2 separate regions of the Homo sapiens genome follow, and region 2 is linked to region 1. Evidence: chromatin contacts called from ENCODE Hi-C or POLR2A ChIA-PET data. All regions are on one chromosome and are shown on one strand. The core of a region is the stretch at or near the end of the contact, and the rest is flanking DNA. Distances in the headings are between cores, read along the strand shown. Region 1 overlaps CPE (carboxypeptidase E). Region 2 holds the start of TMEM192 (transmembrane protein 192).

The links. A loop is a pair of places that touch in the nucleus more often than their neighbours do. ChIA-PET counts read pairs that join two places held with the same protein, here RNA polymerase II (POLR2A). Pooled maps may share reads with other maps.
Region 2: a map of ascending aorta shows a loop between it and region 1 (2.9-fold over the local background). The contact joins the promoter of TMEM192 here to the enhancer-like site in region 1. A Hi-C loop is called at or near these places in 28 of 168 maps with a recorded cell type or tissue (B cell, CD4-positive, alpha-beta memory T cell, CD8-positive, alpha-beta T cell and 20 more), 24 of 37 single-sample maps with no recorded cell type and 25 of 50 pooled maps. POLR2A ChIA-PET finds 5 or more read pairs at or near these places in 5 of 52 experiments (BJ, Caco-2, K562 and 2 more).

What each region holds. Positions count from the first base shown.
Region 1 is chr4:165,458,926-165,463,356 of GRCh38, reverse strand. All of the region lies in intron 1 of CPE (carboxypeptidase E), which reads right to left. Among named protein-coding and RNA genes, the nearest start is that of MIR578, 75 kb to the right of the region's middle. Within about 2 kb of position 1,848, at least 3 of the 41 ENCODE cell types and tissues checked have a DNase peak (open chromatin) inside an H3K27ac peak, as active enhancers do; they include ascending aorta, where a contact is called at or near this core.
Region 2 is chr4:165,111,610-165,116,040 of GRCh38, reverse strand. It overlaps TMEM192 (transmembrane protein 192), which reads left to right and starts at 3,181. Exons shown (of 6, transcript NM_001100389.2): 1 at 3,181-3,294. The coding sequence starts at 3,268. RefSeq lists enhancers at 2,826-2,885, 3,666-3,905 and silencers at 3,009-3,207, 3,376-3,635.

The DNA.
Region 1 (4,431 bases), core at 599-3,098:
TGACAAATAGCAAGTGCTATATGTTTCCTATAATTTTCTTTAATATTATTATTACATGACATTATCTTGTCATTGTGAAGTTCCTTGCCATACATAATCTAATTTTCTCTTCACAACAGCCCACTAAAATGTGTAAGGCATGTATTTTTATTATCCTTATGGTATAAATCAGCCCAAAGAGGATATACTTTGCTGAAGGGCTCAGAATACTAACAAAAGTCACTGTTGCCTGTTTGTGAGACTCTCCATTGCGTTTTAGGAGTAGTAATGAAATTGCAGAACGTAGCAGCAAAGTGATCTCAATTAATCCTGTTGTTCTGCTCGTTTCTGCTTCATCCATCCCACGGGCCCAATTTCTGCATTTACAAAATCACTAAGACTGCTGGTTCTTGGTATAAGAAAGCAAATTAGAATTATTTTTCTCCTGGAAATATGTTAACTAAGCATTCTTTGCATGAGATTCCTGAGTTTCTGAATTAAGTGACTATTCACCCCAGAAAACTATGACCTTGTGGTGACCTCTCAGCCTGAGCTTATGCTAATCTTAATCTAAGGATCAGGTGGGAGCAGGATCGGGGCTATTTATACCCCCCTCAGTTTTTACTTTGAGGGAGAGTCTCTAATAAAATTACCCCTAGGGACTTGCCCAGAAAGTAAGAGAAGAGATGAGGAGGTGTGAGAAGAGATGTTTTCTTGGCTTCTGATTTCAAAGGTAATAATAACCTTCTTCCTTTCTGTAAACTCATGCAGTTTATACCCTCATTTATGTGATGTATTCATTTGATTGAGGCACAGGAGAAACTGCTGCAGCCCATTAGAGAGAGAGAGCAAGTAGCCAGGGGAATATTAGAAGCTGGCTTCACAAGTTTTTTTGAAAAAGTTGCACTAAGAAGGCATTTTGGTCCTGCTCCCTTCCCCAAAACAACTTTGAAGCTTCATGTCACTCAATAAAGCTTGGCCCACAACCCCTAATTACACTGAAAATTTTTATAACTTCTCTGTGTTTAAATCTTTTTTTAATCAATTAAAGAAGAAACAACAAACCCATAGTCACTAAGCCACACTTGCCCCCAGATGTCTGGTTTAGCTAGCACAGTATATTTTGTGTTCGAATGTGAATGCTTTGGGATAGAGCATGCTCCCCCTAGTTCTGCCACAGGCTGCGCCATTCCCTACTGCTGCTTTACTCATTTATGTTTGCAACTCCTGATTTTCAGACTCAGAAAATGTATGACATGGTTTCTCTTCAAATCTGCAGATTTCTCTCAGGAAAAATCTCCCCCAATATATCTATGTATTTGTGAGGCGGTAGTAACACTAATGACAATAACAATGCTTTAGGTTGACATGAAGACAGGACAACAAAGGTCATTATATTGAAGATACTAATGTACGGAAATAAAATGCAAGGCACATATGATAGCAAAAGAAAAGGCAAGTGTATCTCTAACTCCTTCTGTCCTCAGGAATAACTTAGATCACTATATAATGTTATCACTAGAATACAGAAGAGCTATGCTCCTTTAAGCCAACTAACATGACTTGTGAGATGCGGAACAGCCACATTGTTTAAATACAGCATTTGTTGGACATACATGCAAATCCCAGGGTCAGACACTACATGGGATCCAAAAGCAAATATGTCAGCATTCCTAAACTGAAGGAATGTAGAGTCTGGAAGAAGACTCAGACATGCAATGGACAATGTTCAGGAGTGAGGCAACGGTGAAGGAATGTTGGATATGTAACTAAACTGCTTCAAGGTTCCAAACTGGGATATTCCTCCCACCCCTCTGGCCTCTCTCCAGCTCTTTTCCCTCCCAAGGCCAAAGCTTTCTTTTTAAAACGCAACCCTCCTCAGGTCACCTCCACCAAAGAACCCATCAGTAACTTCCCCTTTGCTTTCATGATAAAGACCAAAATTCTCTACGAGATCTTGAACCTCCATGTGGTTTGGCGTGGTGCCTCTCAAGGCACCAGCCTTTCCCTCCTGTGTTTCAGCCATCCTTCTTTCAGCCACGAGGCTCGTCCCTATAATGCTCTCTGCTTCACATATTCACATATTTTATCCGCACAGCCTTCTAAGTATGGCTAAATACAGCTTCCTTGGAGTAGCTTTAGTCTAAGTCCACAGTTCCTTTGTTATTTTTCTTTTCTTTTCTTTCTTTCTTTTTTTTTTTTTTTTTTTTTGAGGCAGAGGCTCACTCTGTCACCCAGGCTAGAGTGCAGTGGCACAATCATGGCTCACTGCAGCCTCGACCTCCCGGGCTCAGGTGATCCTCCCACATCAGCCTTCTGAGTAGCTAGGACTATGGGTGTGCACCACCATGCCCAACTAATTTTTTTGTAGAGATGAGGTTTTGTCATGTTGCCCAGGCTGGGTTTGTTATTTTTAACACCTCAGTTTGAAAATATACATTCATCAATGTAGTTATTTGATTAACTCCTCTGTCACCCAGACTGTAAGGTCTATTAGTCCTGGGATGGGATCTATTTTAGCTCACCAGTGTGTCACCTGTGCCCCCACATAGAGTCTGGAACATAGTAGGGATTTGCATTCTTGTAAGAATACGATAAGAATAAATTCTAAGCTTAAATATCAGTTCAATAAATTTGTGAATGAAAGAGTAAATGAATGGTCTTGCTTTTCAATCCCATCCTTGCAGCAGCGTGGCTGACAGTAGAGCTTGCCCTTGAGACAGAGGTGCAGCTGCAGATGCTTGAAAACCCTTCTGGAGCAGTGAAGGGAATAAAGGAGTAACTGAAGGGGGCTTGAGGCAGCTTCAAGGAGGCTGCACCCGGGTGGAATATCAGGAGGCCTCAATGGCTCATTGCTCTAGCCAACAGGCTCTAGCCATTCCAGGTAGGAATGGAAACTCTTCTTTGGGAATGAAGGCAGCAGTATGGTGAACAGCTGATTTCCCATCAAGAAGATTAATTTCCATAGTCACCACAAAACCTCTCCAGGCAAGCAGCTCCCCAAAGCTATTTTTGTTGTAAAGTCTAAACAACAGATTCTGAAGAAATTTTGCCTTCAGAATCCTTAATACAGAAATAGCAATAAAATTGAAGACTTTAGATTTTGAATGGCCCTCTCTGAGTCAATACGTTCTTTACCTTAGACTTTTTTAAGCAAAGCAGTGACAGTTTTTCATCATCAATTTTCTCTTCTGCGTAAATGGATGACGTTTGCCTTCCTGTTTATAGTGTTTACACAGAAGAAAAAAACACAGGTTTAACAGGTTGCAGCTGCCAGGTATGTGGATCCGGCTGGTATAATGTACACGTCCCTGTGTGTTAACTCATCTCTCTCCTAGCAACGGGGTGGGGGAGCGGGGAAAGCGGCTAGAAGCACTACCCTCAGGACACTGGGGATGGTTGTTTTTACATCATCTTACTTTCTTCACTAATTCATTTTCCTTTTTTTTTTTTTTTTTTTTTTGAGACAGAGTCTCACTCTGTTGCCCAGGCTGGAGTGCAGTGGCACAATCTCGGCTCACTGCAGTCCCGCCTCCTAGGTTCAAGCAATTCTTCTGCCTCAGCCTCCTGAGTAGCTGGGAGTACAGGCGCACGCCACCACACCCAGCTAATTTTTGTATTTTTAGTACAGACAGGGTTTCACCATATTGGCCAAGCTGGTCTCGAACTCCTCCTGACCTCATGATCTGCCCCGCCCCCCCCCACCCAGCCCTCCCAAAGTGCTGGGATTACAGACGTGAGCCACCACGCCCGGCCTTCATTTTCTTTTTTACACAGTAATCCTGAGTTCCTGATCTTGCAATTGAGGAATCATCATATTTGCACAGGTTGCACTTCATAGGCTCAGCAAGCATCTTTTCCCCATTGTGTCAATTTTCCCACAATTTCATGTAACCATCCAGCATTCCAGTTACTTCACATGGCACACAATCATCAATCAAGCCATTATTAAAAGACGATCTTCTCACAAACCAAATCCAGCCTGGCTGGGCCCAGTTTCTATCTTTTTCCATCCGTATCACAGAACATTTAATGTGCCTGGTTGGATTTGCATTCTCGTCAGAATAAGATAAGAATAAATTCTAAGCTTTAAAAATATCCACAGTTTTAATTAAGGCAGAAATAGCTGCATAAATTCCAAACCAGAGCAGGCAAATGATTTTAAGTCCAGACTTGTAACTCTTAATTTGCCCCAATTTGTATTAATATGATTTGAAATAACTAAATCAGTAAAAAAGCAGCTTTAAAGAAAGAAGTCTCTTGCCTCAAAAATAAAATGTTACTCTTTTACACCCCAGAAACTCACATCCATGTGGGTGAAATTTGAAGCTGGAGGCAAGTTAGCAATGTTCCCAAATGGTAAAAGGAATTTATGCCTTAAAGTGACCAGAGAGCCACTGAAACAGAAGTCCACATGTCAGTAGGGTGAGCATGACATAAATGATCAAATAA
Region 2 (4,431 bases), core at 1,932-4,431, 350 kb after region 1:
TCTCTGGCTGGGCACAGTGGCTCACGCCTGTAATCCCAGCACTTTGGGAGGCTGAGGTGGGCAGATCACTTGAGGTCAGGAGTTCAAGACCAGCCTGGCCAACATGGTGAAACGCTGTCTCTACTAAAAATGCAAAAATTAGCCAGGCATGGTGGCTGACGCCTGTAATCTCAGCTACTTGGGAGGCTGAGGCAGGAGAATGACTTGAATCTGGGAGGCAGAGGTTGCACTGAGCCAAGATCACGCCATTGCACACCAGCCTGAGCGACAAGAGTGAAACTCTATCTCAAAACAAAACAAAACAAAACAAAAGGAAAGAAAATTTCTGTAAAAGGGAAACTAAAACTTCCCCACCTCAGCCTCCAAAGTAGCTGCTACTACAGGTGCACGTCACCACACCTAGCTAATGTTCTAATCTTTTGTAGAGACAGAGACTCACCATGTTGCCCAGGCTAGTCCCGTACTCCAGGCACCAAACAATCCTCCTGCCTTGGTGTCTCAACATGCTAGGGGCCATAGGCATGAGCCACCTTGCCCAGTCAGCTCCTAAGAACTTAAGCTAAGTGCCCAATATCACATGCTTGGTAAGATGCAGAACTCAAACCTCCATGACTAATTCTGGAGCCCTGGTCTTAACCAGTGTGCTGTCCCTGTGAAAGTACATGTCTTGGCTAGGTGCAGTGGCTCACACCTGTAATCCCTGTACTTTGGGAGACTGAGGCGGGAGGGTGGCTTGAGACCAGGAGTTTTGAGACCAGCGTGGGCAACATAACAAAGTCCCATCTTCACAAAAAGAAAAATCTTAAAAATAAGCCTGGTATGGATGTGTGAACATATAGTCCCAGATGCTTGGGAGGCTGAAGAGGGAGGATTGTTTGAGCCCAGGAGGTTGAGGCTGCAGTGAGCTATGATAGCGCCCCTGTGCTCCAGCCTGGTTAACAGAGTGAGATCCTGTGTCGAAAACAACAACAGAAAAGCATGTCTTGACATAATAATGAAATGAAATGTGTGAACCTTGATTGGATTCTGGTTACTGAAAAAGAAAAAACAGCAGCTGGGCCAGGCACAGTGGTGTATGCCTGTTATCCAAGCTACTTGGGAGGCTGAGGTGGGAGGATTGCTTGAACTCAGGAGTGTGAATCCAGCCTGGGCAACATAGCAAGACTCCATCTCAAAAACAAAACAAAACAAAATAAAACAAAAAAAGCAGCTAAAAAAGACATTTTGGAAACAACTTAGAAAATTTTTGCCATAGATTGGTTATTAGTAAACATGGAATTACTATTAGTTGTGTGTAATATTGATATTGTGGTTATGAAAGAAAATATAAAATATCCTTATTTTAGGCAACAAAGTATCTAGGAATGAAGCTTCATATTGTCTTCAATTTACTTTCAAGTAGTTCAGTTAAAAAATGGCCAGGCACGGTGGCTCACACCTGTAATCCCAGCACTTTGGGAGGCCAAGGCAGGCGGATCACAAGGTCAGGAGATCGAGACCATCCTGGCTAACACAGTGAAACCCCGTCTCTACTAAAAATACAAAAATTAGCTGGGTGTGGTGGCGGGCGCCTGTAGTCCCAGACCCTGGGGAGCCTGAGGCAGGAGAATGGCGTGAACCCGGGACGCGGAGCTTGCAGTGAGCCGAGATCGCGCCACTGCACTCCATCCAGCCTGGCGACAGAGCGGGACTCCATCTCAAAAAAAAAAAAAAAAAAAAAAGTATGTGAACACACACACCCACACACAGAGCAACCAAGACAAAAAATGAACAACTAATGAATCAAGTGTGAGGGGTACATGGATGTTCATTGTATTAATCTTTCAACATTTCTGTAGGCTTGAAAATTTTCAAAATAAAATGCAGAGAAGAAAATTTGCACGTCTAGAAAAGGCTTGTGATAAATAATTCATAGAATCTCAGGATTATGAGACCAGCCTGGGCAACATAGTGAGACCTTGTCTCTACGAGAAAAAAAAGAAAAAGAAAAAAGAAGATCACGTGGAGTCTTACACCATCTCTTCCTTCACTAACATTTGCGTAGTTTTATCTCACACATCCTAAACTGGATCACACTATACTCAATGTACAAATAAGCATTAGAATGTATGAAAGTGGGCAAGACGCGGTGGCTAAACTTGTAATCCCAGCACTTTGGGAGGCCGAGGCGGGCGAGTCACCTGACCTCAGGAGTTCCAGACCAGCCTGACCAACATGGCTAAACCCTGTCTCTACTAAAATACAAAAATAGCCAGGCTTGGTGGCACGCGCCTGTAATCCTAGCTACTCAGGGGGCTGAGGCAGGAGAATGGCTTGAACCTGGGAGCCGAGATTGCACCACTGCATTCCAGCCTGGGCGACAGAGCGAGACTCCGTCTCCGCCGCCCCACCAAAAAAATGTATGAGTGTATATATTCTAACTGATATCAAAGTTCTCTCCGGGAGCTGGTAACAGAAAATTTCTTTCCTTGTTTGCTTACATTTTTACAATCATGAGCTTTTTAGAAAATGTCATTGAAGTTTTTTCTCTTTTTGAAATTCAATTTTAAAAGAAACAAGGGCCCAGTGGCTCACGCCTGTAATCTCAGTACTTTGAGAGGCTGAGGTGGGAGAACTGGCCAGGAGGCCAAGAATTCGAGGCTGCAGTGAGCCGAGGTCGTGCTAGGGCACTCCAGCGTGGGCGACAGAGCGAGACTCTGTCTTAATAAACGAACGCCGTAAGCATTCCGAACTGCTTTGTTTCCCATTGGAGAAATCTGTAAATATGTCATGGAAATTGGAATCTTTATTCTGCTCCTGTCCCTCTGCTGGCGGAGTAGGATTTTACCGCTGGTTCTACCTAGGCGTAGAGCTGTGTCTGCAAACAACCAGGCAAGACCGAAAAAAGTTAATGTTCTTAAAATATGCAAGTGGAGCCCGAAAATAGTTAAATTCTTGGACTAGGAAGGCATCCTTAAATGCTCAAGTCTCTGGGTAAGAGCGCACCGAGGGGCTGCGGCCAGAAGCCCCAGGAACCGAGGTGGTTCAGGCGGTAGCCACCGCCCACAGTCCAGGTCTTCTGGGCCGGCACACCCCTCCCACCATCTCAGCCAATCGGAGCTAAGGGGGCGGGGATCGGGCCAGCCGGAGGCGGGGCGGACGCAGGAGGGGGTGTGTCTGGGGAGGGGCCTGGCAGGTCCCAGAAGGTGGCGAGTTTCGCGGCCAGAGGCTTACAGGTCCAGGTGGAGAGGCCGGGCTGGCCAGGGCTTCGGCCTCCGGCGTCGGGAAATGGCGGCGGGGGGCAGGATGGAGGACGTGAGTGCACGGAGGCGGCGGGCGGTTGGCCCCGGAATCCGCTTTTTCTTGTGCCGGGGCGCACGGGGCGGAGACTCAGAGAGGGAAGCCACCCTTGGCGACTGCGGCCGCGGCCGAAGGGGGCGCCGCCTGTGCCCGGGGAGGCCTGGGCGCGGGGCTTTGGGAGGGCTCCAGGCGGCTGTGGGATCCGCGACACGTTGGCTCCGGGCTAATTTTCCCAGTGGAGGCTGGGGTGGGCTCCTGGGCGGTGGGCGCGCGGCCCCCGGGGGTCCCAGGCTGGCGCCCAGCCCACGTGCGGGGTACGTCTTTGATCCCGGAACTGGCAGCTTCACGTGATGCGCGCCTGGCCTGACAGCCCTTCCTCCCCGCGAGTCTCCGGGAGCCGGGCCGATGGGTTCCGCTCGGACGTCCCAGGGGCACAGGGGGCGAATCTCCCTTCCTGGTGAGGTCCCTTGCCTTGGCTCTAGAGGCTGTGGACTTGGAGTGACAACGACGCTCGGGCCGGGCGCCAGCGTCCCGCAGACCTGTCGCTATCATGGCCTGGAAACCCACACGAGAGAAAAAGTGTCATGTGTTGTTTTGAATCTAGCATGGTAGGAATACAAAGGTTTTTAAATCTTTGATAGATTCAAACCAGATTACCAAAACAAAAACAAAAACAAAAAAACAAAAAACCAGTGGCCTAGTTTACAGCGTGTATAGTACAGAATGGTAGCATAATTACAAAAATCTTATTTCTTTGCTTCAGTATCGTAAGGTGTTTTTAGGAGAAACATGTATGTATGCTGAGAGTTAACTGGATTTTCCACTGGCAAGTAATAAAATTTTTGCTCTTGAGAAATGCAAAGTTGACAGTTACTGTAAAGCACTAATTTGGGTTAATAAATTAGTAGGAATATTACTGTGATCCTATCACTGAATGAACTGCATCAGGAAAAGGAAGAGAAACATGAAACAGTTCCAGCATTACGGTAGCTTAGATTCTTGTGCAGTAACCAGTTAAATAATCTTGATGAAATAAAGACCAAACAATTTCTAATGAAACTAAAATTTTCTATTTTTTCCAGTTGAGAAAATGGAAAATTAACTGTAAGACCTGTAAGTAGATTTGAGACTCATATATATTTAAAGCAAAAT